Linked DNA regions of Homo sapiens: all the other regions are linked to region 3. Evidence: chromatin contacts called from ENCODE Hi-C or POLR2A ChIA-PET data. All regions are on one chromosome and are shown on one strand. Each heading gives the region's core, a stretch centred on a gene start or an enhancer-like site at or near the end of the contact. The rest is flanking DNA. Distances are from core to core; before and after follow the strand shown. Region 1 has its middle 78 kb from the start of CHASERR. Region 2 holds the start of POLG-DT (POLG divergent transcript). Region 3 holds the start of PRC1 (protein regulator of cytokinesis 1).

What was found. Hi-C counts contacts between places; a loop is a spot of excess contacts on that map. ChIA-PET counts read pairs that join two places held with the same protein, here RNA polymerase II (POLR2A). Pooled maps may share reads with other maps.
Region 1: a pooled map shows a loop between it and region 3 (15-fold over the local background). The contact joins the enhancer-like site here to the promoter of PRC1 in region 3. A Hi-C loop is called at or near these places in 5 of 37 single-sample maps with no recorded cell type and 11 of 50 pooled maps. POLR2A ChIA-PET finds 5 or more read pairs at or near these places in 1 of 52 experiments (HEK293).
Region 2: a loop to region 3 is called in a map of CD8-positive, alpha-beta T cell, with 11 times the contacts of the local background. The contact joins the promoter of POLG-DT here to the promoter of PRC1 in region 3. A Hi-C loop is called at or near these places in 2 of 168 maps with a recorded cell type or tissue (CD8-positive, alpha-beta T cell and gastrocnemius medialis), 5 of 37 single-sample maps with no recorded cell type and 10 of 50 pooled maps.

The regions. Positions count from the first base shown.
Region 1 is chr15:92,802,345-92,806,393 of GRCh38, forward strand. No RefSeq gene overlaps it. Among named protein-coding and RNA genes, the nearest start is that of CHASERR, 78 kb to the right of the region's middle. RefSeq lists an enhancer at 2,098-2,147. Within about 2 kb of position 1,552, at least 34 of the 41 ENCODE cell types and tissues checked have a DNase peak (open chromatin) inside an H3K27ac peak, as active enhancers do.
Region 2 is chr15:89,332,699-89,336,288 of GRCh38, forward strand. It overlaps POLG-DT (POLG divergent transcript), which reads left to right and starts at 1,789. Exons shown (of 2, transcript NR_186332.1): 1 at 1,789-2,156; 2 at 2,489-3,463. POLG (DNA polymerase gamma, catalytic subunit) reads right to left here and starts at 2,126. Exons shown (of 23, transcript NM_002693.3): 1 at 1,975-2,126; 2 at 398-1,215. The coding sequence starts at 1,056. It overlaps POLGARF (POLG alternative reading frame), which reads right to left and starts at 1,111. Exons shown (of 2, transcript NM_001430120.1): 1 at 398-1,111. The coding sequence starts at 1,111. TRR-TCG1-1 (tRNA-Arg (anticodon TCG) 1-1) reads left to right here and starts at 2,375; the gene lies at 2,375-2,447. RefSeq lists enhancers at 1,394-1,895, 2,765-2,864, 2,875-2,944, 3,285-3,334 and a silencer at 1,585-2,184.
Region 3 is chr15:90,992,200-90,995,792 of GRCh38, forward strand. PRC1 (protein regulator of cytokinesis 1) reads right to left here and starts at 2,336. Exons shown (of 15, transcript NM_003981.4): 1 at 2,208-2,336. The coding sequence starts at 2,218. It overlaps LOC124903556 (a long non-coding RNA gene), which reads left to right and starts at 2,580. Exons shown (of 2, transcript XR_007064759.1): 1 at 2,580-2,736. RefSeq lists enhancers at 1,642-2,509, 2,510-3,376 and a silencer at 1,873-2,092.

The DNA.
Region 1 (4,049 bases), core at 302-2,801, 1.8 Mb after region 3:
CTGATCTTGAACTCTTGAGCTCAAAATTATCCACCCACCTTGGCCTCCCAGAGTGCTGGGATTACAGGCATGTGCCAACATGCCCGGCTGGGGCCATGCTCTTTCTGAAGCCTCCAGAGGAGACCCTCTGTTCCATGGCTTTTTCTTCTGGTGTTGGTGGCAGTCCTTGGAGTTCCTTGCTTCATGGATGATACTTCACTCCAGTCTCTGTGGCAGAAATTCTCTGGTGTGTGTAGACAAGCCTTCCTCTGCCTCCCTCTTAGGAAGATACATGTGATAACACTTAAGGCCCACCCTGATCATCCAAAATCATCTCCCCATCTCAAGATATTTTTTTTTTTTTGAGATGGAGTCTCGCTCTGTTTCCCAGGCTGGAGTGCAGTGGCGCAGTCTTGGCTCACTGCATCCTCCGCCTCCCGGGCTCAAGTGATTCTCCTGCCTCAGCCTCCTAAGTAGCTGGGACCACAGGCATGTGCCACCATGCCCGGCTAATTTTTGAATTTTTAGTAGAGGTGGGGTTTCACCATGTTGGCCAGGCTGGTCTTGAACTCCTGACTTCAAGTGATCCACCTGCCTCGGCCTCCCAAAGTGCTGGGATTACAGGCGTGAGCCATCGTGCCCGGCATCAAGATCCTTAAATTAAGCTGGGCGTAGTGAGCCGAGATCATGTCACTGCACTTCAGCCTGGGCTACAAAGCAAGACTCCATCTCAAAATAAAATAAAATAAAATAATTTTTTTTTTTTTGAGACGGAGTTTCGCTCTTGCTGCCCAGGCTGGAGTGCTATGGCACGATCCTGGCTCACCACAACCTCCGCCTCCTGGGTTCTAGTGATTCTCCTGCCTCAGCCTTCCAAGTAGCTGGGATTACAGGCATGAGCCACCACACCCGGCTAACTTTGTTGTATTTTTAGTAGAGACAAGGTTTCTCCATGCTGGTCAGGCTGGTCTCGAACTCCCAGCCTCAGGTGATCTGCCCACCTCGGCCTCTCAAAGTGCTGGGATTACAGGTGTGAGCCACCACACCCTAAAATAAAATTGTTTTAAAAGTAAGATCTTTAACTTACACACCTGCACATTTGCAAAGCCCTAGTTGTTGGGGTTTTGTTTTTTTGTTTTTTTTTTTCTTTGAGACAGAGTCTCACTGGGATTGCAGGTGTGAGCCACCTTGCCCTGCCTGTGTTTTGGTTTTTGTTGTTTTTGCCAGATAAAGTAACATTCAGTTTCCACATATTGGGATATCACTGGGAGACCATTATTCAGCCCACCACACACATCCCCAAATCTACCAGGTTAAATGGAGGTAGATTTTTAAGCTTCCCAAGTAGCTGGGACTACAGGCATGCACCACTATGTCTGGCTAATTATTTTTATTTTTTATACAGTTGGGGTCTTGCTACATTGCCCAGGCTGGTCTTGAACTTCTAGGCTCAAGCAAACCTCCTGCCTCTGCCTTCCAAAGTGCTGGGATTACCGGTATGAGTCACCACACTGAGCAAGGGAGAAGAATTTTAAGAGTCCCTATAATAACTCCACACCTCTCTAAAAACCGCACTGCTCGCCCCTCCCCACTCCCACAGGTTTTGGAGTTTCTGACTCCTGAAAGAGAATGAGTCACAGACAGTTCCCGTCAGAAAAGACTATGTCCCTCCCACCTCTCATTTAGTTCCCGTTTGTTTAGGATTCAAGTGTCTTGGGCAGTTAGATAGCTCCCCAGCCTACCCAGTTTCCCTCTTGCCTCCCCTCTACTACCCCCAGAAATGCTTGTGCAATATTGGACTGACTCACCCAGAAATAACTCATGACTCTCCTTTGTTTACAGTTTAAGAGACTAGGGTGTTGAAATATCTCAGCAAAGGCCACTGAGGGACTCTTCAGTCCAGGGACAATGAAACACTGGACAACCTGGGAGGAGTTAGGTACATTCTCTGGCCTTCTCTCAGAGGGGCTTTTGCTGTGTTGTAACAGGCAGTGGAGTGTTGGTAAATATTTAACAAGGCATCTCCAAGGGGAAAAGCCTTAATATGTAGTGTTTACCTATTCCTGTGGTGTAAATACCCCTGCTATGGCCAGTTTCAAGCTACCAACATGATGTCATTGAAACCAAAGTTGGAAAGAAAAGTGCATCATCATTCTGAGCAGCTGACTCCAACACGCCACTGTAGCTCCACTGACCTAAGGGAAAACTGTCAGTCTTCACTCCATAAGGATGTACAGGCCCAGGGGCTGGACAATGTAGCTCTTGGAAGATCACAATAGAGTCAGTTTCCTAATTTCAGGGACCAACTGTTACTGCTAAGAATAAATGGGAGGCCAGGTGCAGTGGCTCACACCTGTAATCCAAGCACTTTGGGAGGCCGAGGCAGGTAGATCACCTGAGGTCAGAGTTCGAGACCAGCCTGACCAACAGAGTGAAACCTCGTCTCTACTAAAAATACAAAAATTAGCCAGGCTTGGTGGCGTGCACCTGTAATCCCAGCTACTCAGGAGGCTGAGGCAGGAGAATCACTTGAACCCAGGAGGCAGAGGTTGCAGTGAGCCGAAATCACACCACTGCACTCCAGCATGGGCAACAGACCAAGACTCTGTCTCAAAAAAAAAAAAAAAAGAACAAATGTGTAAAATAGTCACAGATCTTTACAATCCCATCCAGCGATGAGGTTCTAGGTACAAAACAAACATTAACATCTTTCTCCTCTGGAATCGCTTGAACCAAGGAGACAGAGGTTGCAGTGAGCCAAGATCGTGCCACTGCACTCCAGCCTGGGAATCAGAGTAAGACTCCGCCTCAGGAAAAAAAGAAAAAGAAATCTTTTTCCTCTGAACTCTCATCAAACTTCTATTTCTACATCTCTTTTGATTTTTTTTATTTATCTAACAATGACTGTGCCAAGCAATATTCCAAATAAGGTATATACCGTGACACAATCCAACCTCACAACAAGCCTACAGGCAAGTACTTTATGTATTTATTTATTTGTTTACTTATATATTTGTTGACACTGGGTCTCACTCTGTTGCCGAGGCTGGAGTGCAATGGCACCATCTGGGCTCACTGAAGCCTCGACCTCCTGGGCTCAAGCGATCCTCCCACCTCAGCACCCCCAGAGTAGCTGGGATTACAGGCACACGCTACCACACCCAGCTAATTTTTGTAATTTTAGTAGAGAGGGCATTTCACCTTGTTGCCCAGGCTGGTCTCGAACTCCTGGACTCAGGCGATCCACTGCTTCAGCCTCCCAAAGTGCTGGGATTACAGGAGTGAGCCACCAAGCCCAGCCTGGAACAAGCACTTTTTACAAATCTGTTTTACAAAGGAGCAAACTGAAGCGCTGAGAGGTTAAGTTACATGTCCAAAGTCACAAAGCCCTGAATTGCCTTTGCAATGCCCCTTAAAAAGTGGCAGAATAAATGCCCAACCCAAGAAGCTCTTCACATATTTGATTTAGATTCCACATAAAAATAAAAGCACTATGTATACATATTTACATATGGCATATTTATGATCTACTTTATAGTTATTTTGTAGCTGTTAGTAATGAAAATAAGAACAATTTTATACATCATGTGCTATGGAGAGACCACTAGACATGGTCATTGTTCAAAGGTCTAAACAGGAACTACATTTCTAAGAAATAGTTTATTTATTTTTTTTAGAGATGAGGTCTTACTATGTTGCCCAGGCTGGTCTTGACTCCTGAGCTCAAGCGATCCTCCTGCCTTGGCCTCCCAAAGTGTGGGGATTACAAGCATGAGCCATGGTGCCTGGCCCTAAGAAATAATTTAATATTTCATTATTAATAACAACACCTGAAATTTATAGAGCTTTTTTGTTTTGAGGCAGAGTCTCTGTTGCCCAGGCTGCAGTGCAGTCGCACTATCTCAGCTCACTGCAACCTCTGCCTCCTGGGTTTAAGCGATTCTCCTGCCTCAGCCTCCCAAGTAGCTGAGACTACAGGCACGTGCCACCACGCCCAGCTAATTTTTGTAGTTTTAGTAAAGATGGGGTTTCACCATATTGGCCAAGCTGGTCTTGAACTCCTGACCTCA
Region 2 (3,590 bases), core at 539-3,038, 1.7 Mb before region 3:
TTTCTACCGCCCAAAATAATTAATAGCTCCCCAAATAGAAACACTGTTCAAATGACTTTTCAGACTAACTTCTCATGACGCTATTAGGAGAGGGGGTAAAGGCACCAAATCACCGTGATCTTAAGTGGCCTCCCGAAGGTCTCATGTACAGCGCTCTACTGTGATTCTCTGCGTGGCCTTTACTGCCTGACATTTACTTGGGTATTTGCTTACTGCCTGTGATCTTCCCACCAGAAAGTGAGTCCCACATAAACAGGGGTCTAGTCCTAATTCAACACATCAGCGCTCCCTACGTGAGCACCCAGCCCGTAACAGGACCTCAGAAAATGTTCACTGAAACAAACTATTAAGCTGGGCCCCCATGCCTGCTTATGTCCCCAACCCTGCCCCTACTTACCAGGCCGAGGGGGATATGGCCACCGCCAATGTGGGGCAAGTTCCCTCTGCCAAGCAGACCTCCACGTCGAACACCAGGGCCCGCTCCTCGGGGATGGCCACGGGTACGGCCTCCCCCTCGGGGCCGTACCGGGTCCAGCCCTCCGCCCAGGCCCAAGCCGGGGGCTTCGGGGGCAGCTGGGCCTGCAACAGCAAGTTGGCCGCCTCCAGGTAGGGCAGGCTCTGCTTCTGGGCCAGGAGGCGGAAGTGCTGGTCCAGGTTGTCCCCGTAGAGGGGCGGCAGGCGCAGCTCCACGTCGGGCAAGGGCACGGCTGGCTGCCCCCAGAGCCCGTGCTTCTGCAGGTGCTCGACGCTGCGGCGCACCGCGGCCTCGCCAGGCATCTCCCCTCCTTGCCCGAAGATTTGCTCGTGCAGCCCTCTCGAGAGCATCTGGATGTCCAATGGGTTGTGCCGCAGCTGCCCGCCCTCCGAGGATAGCACTTGCGGCTGCTGAGGCTGCTGTTGCTGCTGCTGCTGCTGCTGCTGCTGCTGCTGCCGCCGCCGCTGCCCGTCGCTGGGGTCGGACGCGGGGACGGAGCTGGAGACCCAGCGCCCCGGAGCTGGAACCGGCCCTGGCCCGACGGTGGCGCCGGCCACCTTCCTCCAGAGCAGGCGGCTCATGGTTGGTGCAGGGACCCCCACGCTGGGAGTCAGAACACCTGGCTTTGGGCTCCAGCTTGGCTTCTTTTACTGGCTGGAAGACGTGGAGAGAGACACGTCCTGTCTCTGCTCTCCTGTCAGTGAAATGGGTTTGACCATGCCTGCCTTCCACCCCAAATCCTAAAGGAGACAGATGATATAAAGCGTTATTTTACCATATATGTAATAGGTGTATCCATAATCATCATTCCTTGAGCATTTACTGCGTCCCCAACACTGTGCCAGGCGCTTCAGTTGCATTTTCCGTTAAGCCTCAAAACTTGGGAAACGTCAATACCCCTCCTGGGGGAACCGGGGTCCACGCAACTTCGTCAGTGAACCCACGTGGGGAAGCCGAGGGCAGCGAGTAAGAGAGCAGTATCTGGAGTAGGGCGACGCGGTTTTGAACCCCGCTTCTGGCTCTCTCGAGCTGTGTGACCTTGGGCAAAGCTCCTTAGGCCCTGATATCCTATTCTGTAAAATGGGATTACGGATTCTGCCTGTCACACCGGGCTGCTGTCTGGGGGACACAGGGCGCCTATGTCGTGCGGCCCTGCTCTTGGCAAGCGCTCGGCAAATGGTGGCTGCCATTACCGCGACCGGCGCGGGCCTAGCGTCGAGAGGTGCCAGCGCCCGGATTCGAACCCGCAGGGTGGGCCGCCGTCCCCCGGGACCCACACCCACACCCGGACCACGGCCCACCCGGCCGAGAGCGTCCTGCAGGAGGAGTCGGCGGCCACCCCCGTGCGCCCCGCCGCCCGCCTGCGCCCGGCAGAGGCGCCGCGGTGCGCCCTGGGACTAGCCGCCGCCCTGCTCCGGGCCTCGCTCCCTGACTGGAGAGGGAGGGGCCGCGCCGTCGCTCAGCGACCCGGCCTCCCCGCCGCCGACCCCGCCGGAAACCTCGGTCCTCACGGTGCTTCCCGGTCTGCTGCTCCCCCGACCCCAGGCCCACGGCACGGCGTCCCCCTTCGCGCGGCCTACGCAGCCTCGGGGTAGCGTGTGGCCTCCACCCGGCCGGTCCGCTTCGCTGGCAGCCGCAACTTCCCGTCTGCACCCAGCTAGGTCCCGCGGCTACCCGAGAGGCAAGCGGGAGACTCCCAGCGCGACCAATAGGAGGGCCGCCAATGGAGCGGTCCGCCCGCGGGGGGAGAAGGGGGACTTCTGGGTGGGCTCTCCCTGCGGAACGCGCGAACCAAAGGCCAACCTCCCCTTCTCAAGGAGCAGGTGGATTGGTCCCGAGCTAGCTGGTGGGCGGAGGTGACGTTTTTATAAGTTGCTCAAGAGACGGTAACAACCGACGGGCCGCGTGGCCTAATGGATAAGGCGTCTGACTTCGGATCAGAAGATTGCAGGTTCGAGTCCTGCCGCGGTCGAAGGGAGGTTATGATTAACTTTTAGTTTATTCCTCCCTCAGGAACGAAGTATTGGGACAATGTGAACGTAGTCGCCGCCGATTCCCACCGCACTTCAAAGATGTGGGAACGCCAAGATCCGCGGAAGTAACCACGCCCAGCAAGTCCCTGCGAGATTGCCCGCCTACGTGTCTCAGCGGAGGCACATTTCTAAAATGTACCAGGTCTCTCGCACCCCGACGCAGGTGGAGGAAAGTGGAGAGGGAGGGGCATCCTGTACAGAAATCTCAATTTATACTCAATTGATGGTTGGCAAGAGTTGGGGCTCGCAGCCAAAGCGAGGCTCCCTCCCTCGCCCATCCGGTGCTGCCTCCTCGTCCAGAGCAATTCTGAGGGGTAAAAATGTTGCCTTCCGTTGAACCTGAATTTGCCCGCAGATGCTAGCCTCCGGCCCACAGCGCGGCTGGAGCTTGTCCCCTTCCCCAGCTGTTTCCAGTCTCCGCATCCGTCTTGTGTTGCTCCAGGTGCTTCAACAGCTCTCAGCGCTCGGTGGTTGGTGAACTGTGGTAAAGTGCACGCAGAATAAGGTCTACGTGATTAAGCACCGCCTGGGGGTTGGGGTCTGGAGGCCCAGCTGCACAGATGAAAGGGAGGCTCAGAGACGTTTGGGACCAACCGAGATCACACAGCTGATTAGGAATAAAATTCAGGTCAAGCTGAAAGTCGGCCGCCACCGTCCAGCGTGGATCCCAGGACACCGTGAACGGACTACAGAAGTTGACTTTCGCGTTTTTAAGGAGTGGGGTGCAGGGAAACAATCCTCCGCCGGCCCTGCGGGCTGATGCCGACCCTCACCTGCTCCCGCCACGTGGAGAGGTAGAGAGAAGCCCCGGGCCAAGCAGCATTGAGCCCTGGTCCCTTCTATTTAAATATGAAATATTTTGCATACACTTTTCTAGATGTACTTAATATACACAATGTTTTAATGTTTGTGATTTTTTTGTTTTGCCAAAAAAATACAATCAATCAGAAATTCATCTGTTTTTTTTTTTTTTTTCACATAACTGTTGACTTTTACAAAATACTGGAAGGAGAGGCTCTCAGCTTAAATCAGGGAGTCCCTGAATGGGGAAAACATTTTCATCTTGTTTCTTCTAACCGCCT
Region 3 (3,593 bases), core at 1,086-3,585:
CCTACACCTTCAGTACTTCTTAACCTCTTGATTTCTCTACATAGCACTTACCACCATTTAAGACTAACTTATTTATTACACTCCTCTTTTGCTATTAGAATATAAACTCTGTGAGGGCAGGGATGTCACTTTTGCTCACTGCTATATCCCCAACACTTGCAATGGTTCCTTGTATATAACAAACATTCAAGAAGTATTTTTCTTTTCTTTTTTAGTATAAATTATTATTTTTTAAATAGAGACAGGGTCTTGCTATGTTGCCCAGGCTGGTCTTGAACTCCTGGGCTCAAGTCATCCTCCCACCTTGGCCTCCCAAAGTGCTGGGATTACAGGTGTGAGCCACTGTGCCAGGCCCAAGAAGTCTTTTTGAATGAATAACGTGACATTTCAAAAAAGTTGTATGATCTTAAGATGCTTCAGAGCAATCATTATGAACAATTATCATGATACACTTAAATACTCCCTGGCTAAATTGTTTCAGATAATCCCCTAAAAGCAGCAAGTCTGAGTTTTTTTTTTAGATTCACTGAAAAAAATCAAGAGTGCATACAAAGACTACCACTCAAGGACAAAAAGGTTGTAAAATGAGTCAGTTTTTCCAGTCTTGAACATAAATCACTGGACTGGAAGGTATCTCACAGTGGTCCTTAAATTATTTTCTACCTTCAGGCAGCCTTCACTGATCCACTGCCCTATTTTTTCTTAGCATTCCAGAGAAGGAGCTTTGTTGATCTCCAGTTCAACCTGTTTCGGGGATCGATAACCATAATTAATTCTGGCCAGAGTTTCGTTTGAGCCTCAGAGGTCAAAGCTGCAGTGAGCAATCTCGCCACTACACTCCAGCCTGGGCGACAGAGTGAGACCCCGTCTCAAAAAAAAAAAAAAAAAAAAAAAAAAAAAAGTTAATTATATCCATTAGCCTGGAACCAACATTAAAGGGTAAGTTTTCTCCTGCTTCATTCAATCCCTTGATAGAGGAGATGCCTACATAATTCATAAACTGTTAATGGACTTTTTTTTTTTTTTTTGAGACGTAGTCTCACTCTGTCGCCTAGGCTGGAGTGCAGTGTCGAGATGTCGGCTCATGCAACCTCTGCCTCCTAGGCTGAAGCGATTCTCCTGCCTCAGCCTCCTGAAAAGCTGGGGGTACAGGCGCGCCACCAGGGCCAGATAATTTTTGTATTTTTAGTTAAGACAAGGTTTTACCATGTTGGCACTCAATTCTCATTATTCTGAGGGCAAGCATTTTAAAAAGACTGATCAGAATTAGTGATCATGAAATGAAGAATCTTACAAAGCCTTAGAACAATCAGTTCCACCAAAAACTACACATTATTTAACGCTGTATCATCAGAAAACTGCATCCACAACTTTTAGAAAATAAAGTTAATATTTGGAAGTCACAAGGTTGGTAAGTGGCAGTGTCACCGTCTGGTCCCGATTTCAAGTCGGACAGTCCCTCCCCAACACCGCCTAGGAAGTTATTAAAACGACCGGAAAAGAATTCCATAATCCGTTTCTTAACTTGCAAAGAAACAAAGCTATCTTTCCAATTCAAACAAAACGTTAACACCGCTGGCCAGATATAAAGAAAAACAACGGGCCGGGCACGGTGGCTCACGCCTGTAATCCCAACACTTTGGGAGGCCGAGGTGGCAGGATTACTTGAAGCCAGGAGTTCGAGACCAGCCTGGCCAACATAGACCGCGTTTCCACAAAAATAAAAAAAAAGAATAAAACAAAGAAAAACAACGATAAATAAACTTAACAGCTTTAAAGAAAAGCCACGACCACAGAAGGTTTACAACGAGTCATCTGCGCCAAGCAGCGGCACCTGAGACGCTGCGGGCGGGGAGGGTGGGGTCCGAGCGCCAGCGCTGACCGCCTGGGTGGAGGCCGCCCCGGGCCCCGGGCCTCGACTACCCTGCCGCGTCCGGGCACCGGCGCTCGGCTCCCACCCGGGCGTCTGAGCCTGCGGGCACCTGCGGCCGCCGGCGGACAGCGCGTCAGGTCTCACCGCCGCGGCCCTCGCACTGGCTCGCCGCCTCCAGACCCTGCCCCTCAGCGCCCCCGGCCTCCCTCGGCGCCGACTGCCGTGACGATCTAGGCCCGGGACCCCGCACGGGTCCCGCACCCCTGAACAGGCCCCGCAGCCGAAACGAGCGTCGCTCCCTCCCGCGTCCCCTCGATTTCCCCGCAACCCGCACCTTCTCCTCATGGCGGACGCTCCAAGCAGCCGTGAGTCCAGGTCCAGACCTACTCCACACGGCCCCGAGAGCAACAACCACCCGCAAACACCGGCGATGTCACTCCGCGTAGCCGCTCCGCGAGCCGTTGAGCCCCGCAAAATTTCAAACCGCGCCACGGGGCGAAGCCTCGTCGCGATTGGCGTCGCGTCCCGTCGCTCCAAGAAAATCCCCGCCCCTCGGGCTGAAGTCGCGGGTGCGCAATCGGGGTGGGGACTCGCGAGCAGGGCCTGGGAAGCGCCGGAGTGGCGGCGGGGGATGACGTCACTGTCTGTGAGTGGCCGGGCGTGGCCTGCGCCTCCCGCTTCCCTGGCTTGGCGGCAGCCTCAAGGGACTCCTCTCCCAAGCCAGCTACCTCATCGGAGCGCCGCCCCGCCTCGCCCCGCGCAGTTTGGATTCGAAGTGCGCGGGCGGGGAGGGAGTTGAGAGCACCGCGGCTACCTGGCTTCCCTGAGTCCCGGCTGCCGGGAACGGGCGCGGGGGTGAATAGGTAAGTTAGCGCCTAGTTTCCCTCGCTCATCCAAGAAGCGAAGCTTGGAATCGATCTTTGGTGGGACTCTTCCCCAGATGTAAGAAGCCATACACTAAAGGGGAAGGGAAGGAACATTGAGTCCTGCTCATGGGCCTGGAACGTTTCAACGCCAGTTATCCCATTTAACCTCCACAATCGCCATTGCAGAGGAAACGCAAAAAGATTTGAATGATTTGCCTAAGTCACGTTATCAAATTAGATGAGTTTCTAAATCGTTACATGAAAAATTTAAAACTCAAAATAGACATTACTTTTGTAGCCTCCTTTCCTCGATGAACATGTTACATCCCTAAATGCTTATATATCACCGTTTTTTCCCAGTGATTCATGGTGGCATGGTGGCATGAATCCTGGTGTGTAGATATCTCGCCCATTCTGCTATTGATATTTAGATGATAATTTAAAAGATAAGGCTGGGCTGAATATCTTCATACATAAATCTTTGTGTATGTATGTATTTATAAATGCATCCTGCATTTTCGTACGGCTGATTCCTAGAGGTGTAATTACTGAATGCTCCCTTTATTAATTTGCCTTCTGCACAAAGCCTCACCGGAAAAGTACCCTCCTTTTGTTACCCTCAGCAGGGCTGAATTCTATTGTACTTCTAAACATCTTTGCTCATTTTGTAGGTAAAATAATAATACTGGCATTTCCTTGTTTGGCACTTGATTATAATTGAAATTGCACATTTTTCGTGTTTATTGGCCAACTGTAACTTAAGTGAATCCTCTTCATATGCCTTTTCCCTAAAGGTAAAGGATGCTTGTTTGCTTCACCTTCAGAACCATATTTTTCTTATTTTCAGAAAAACT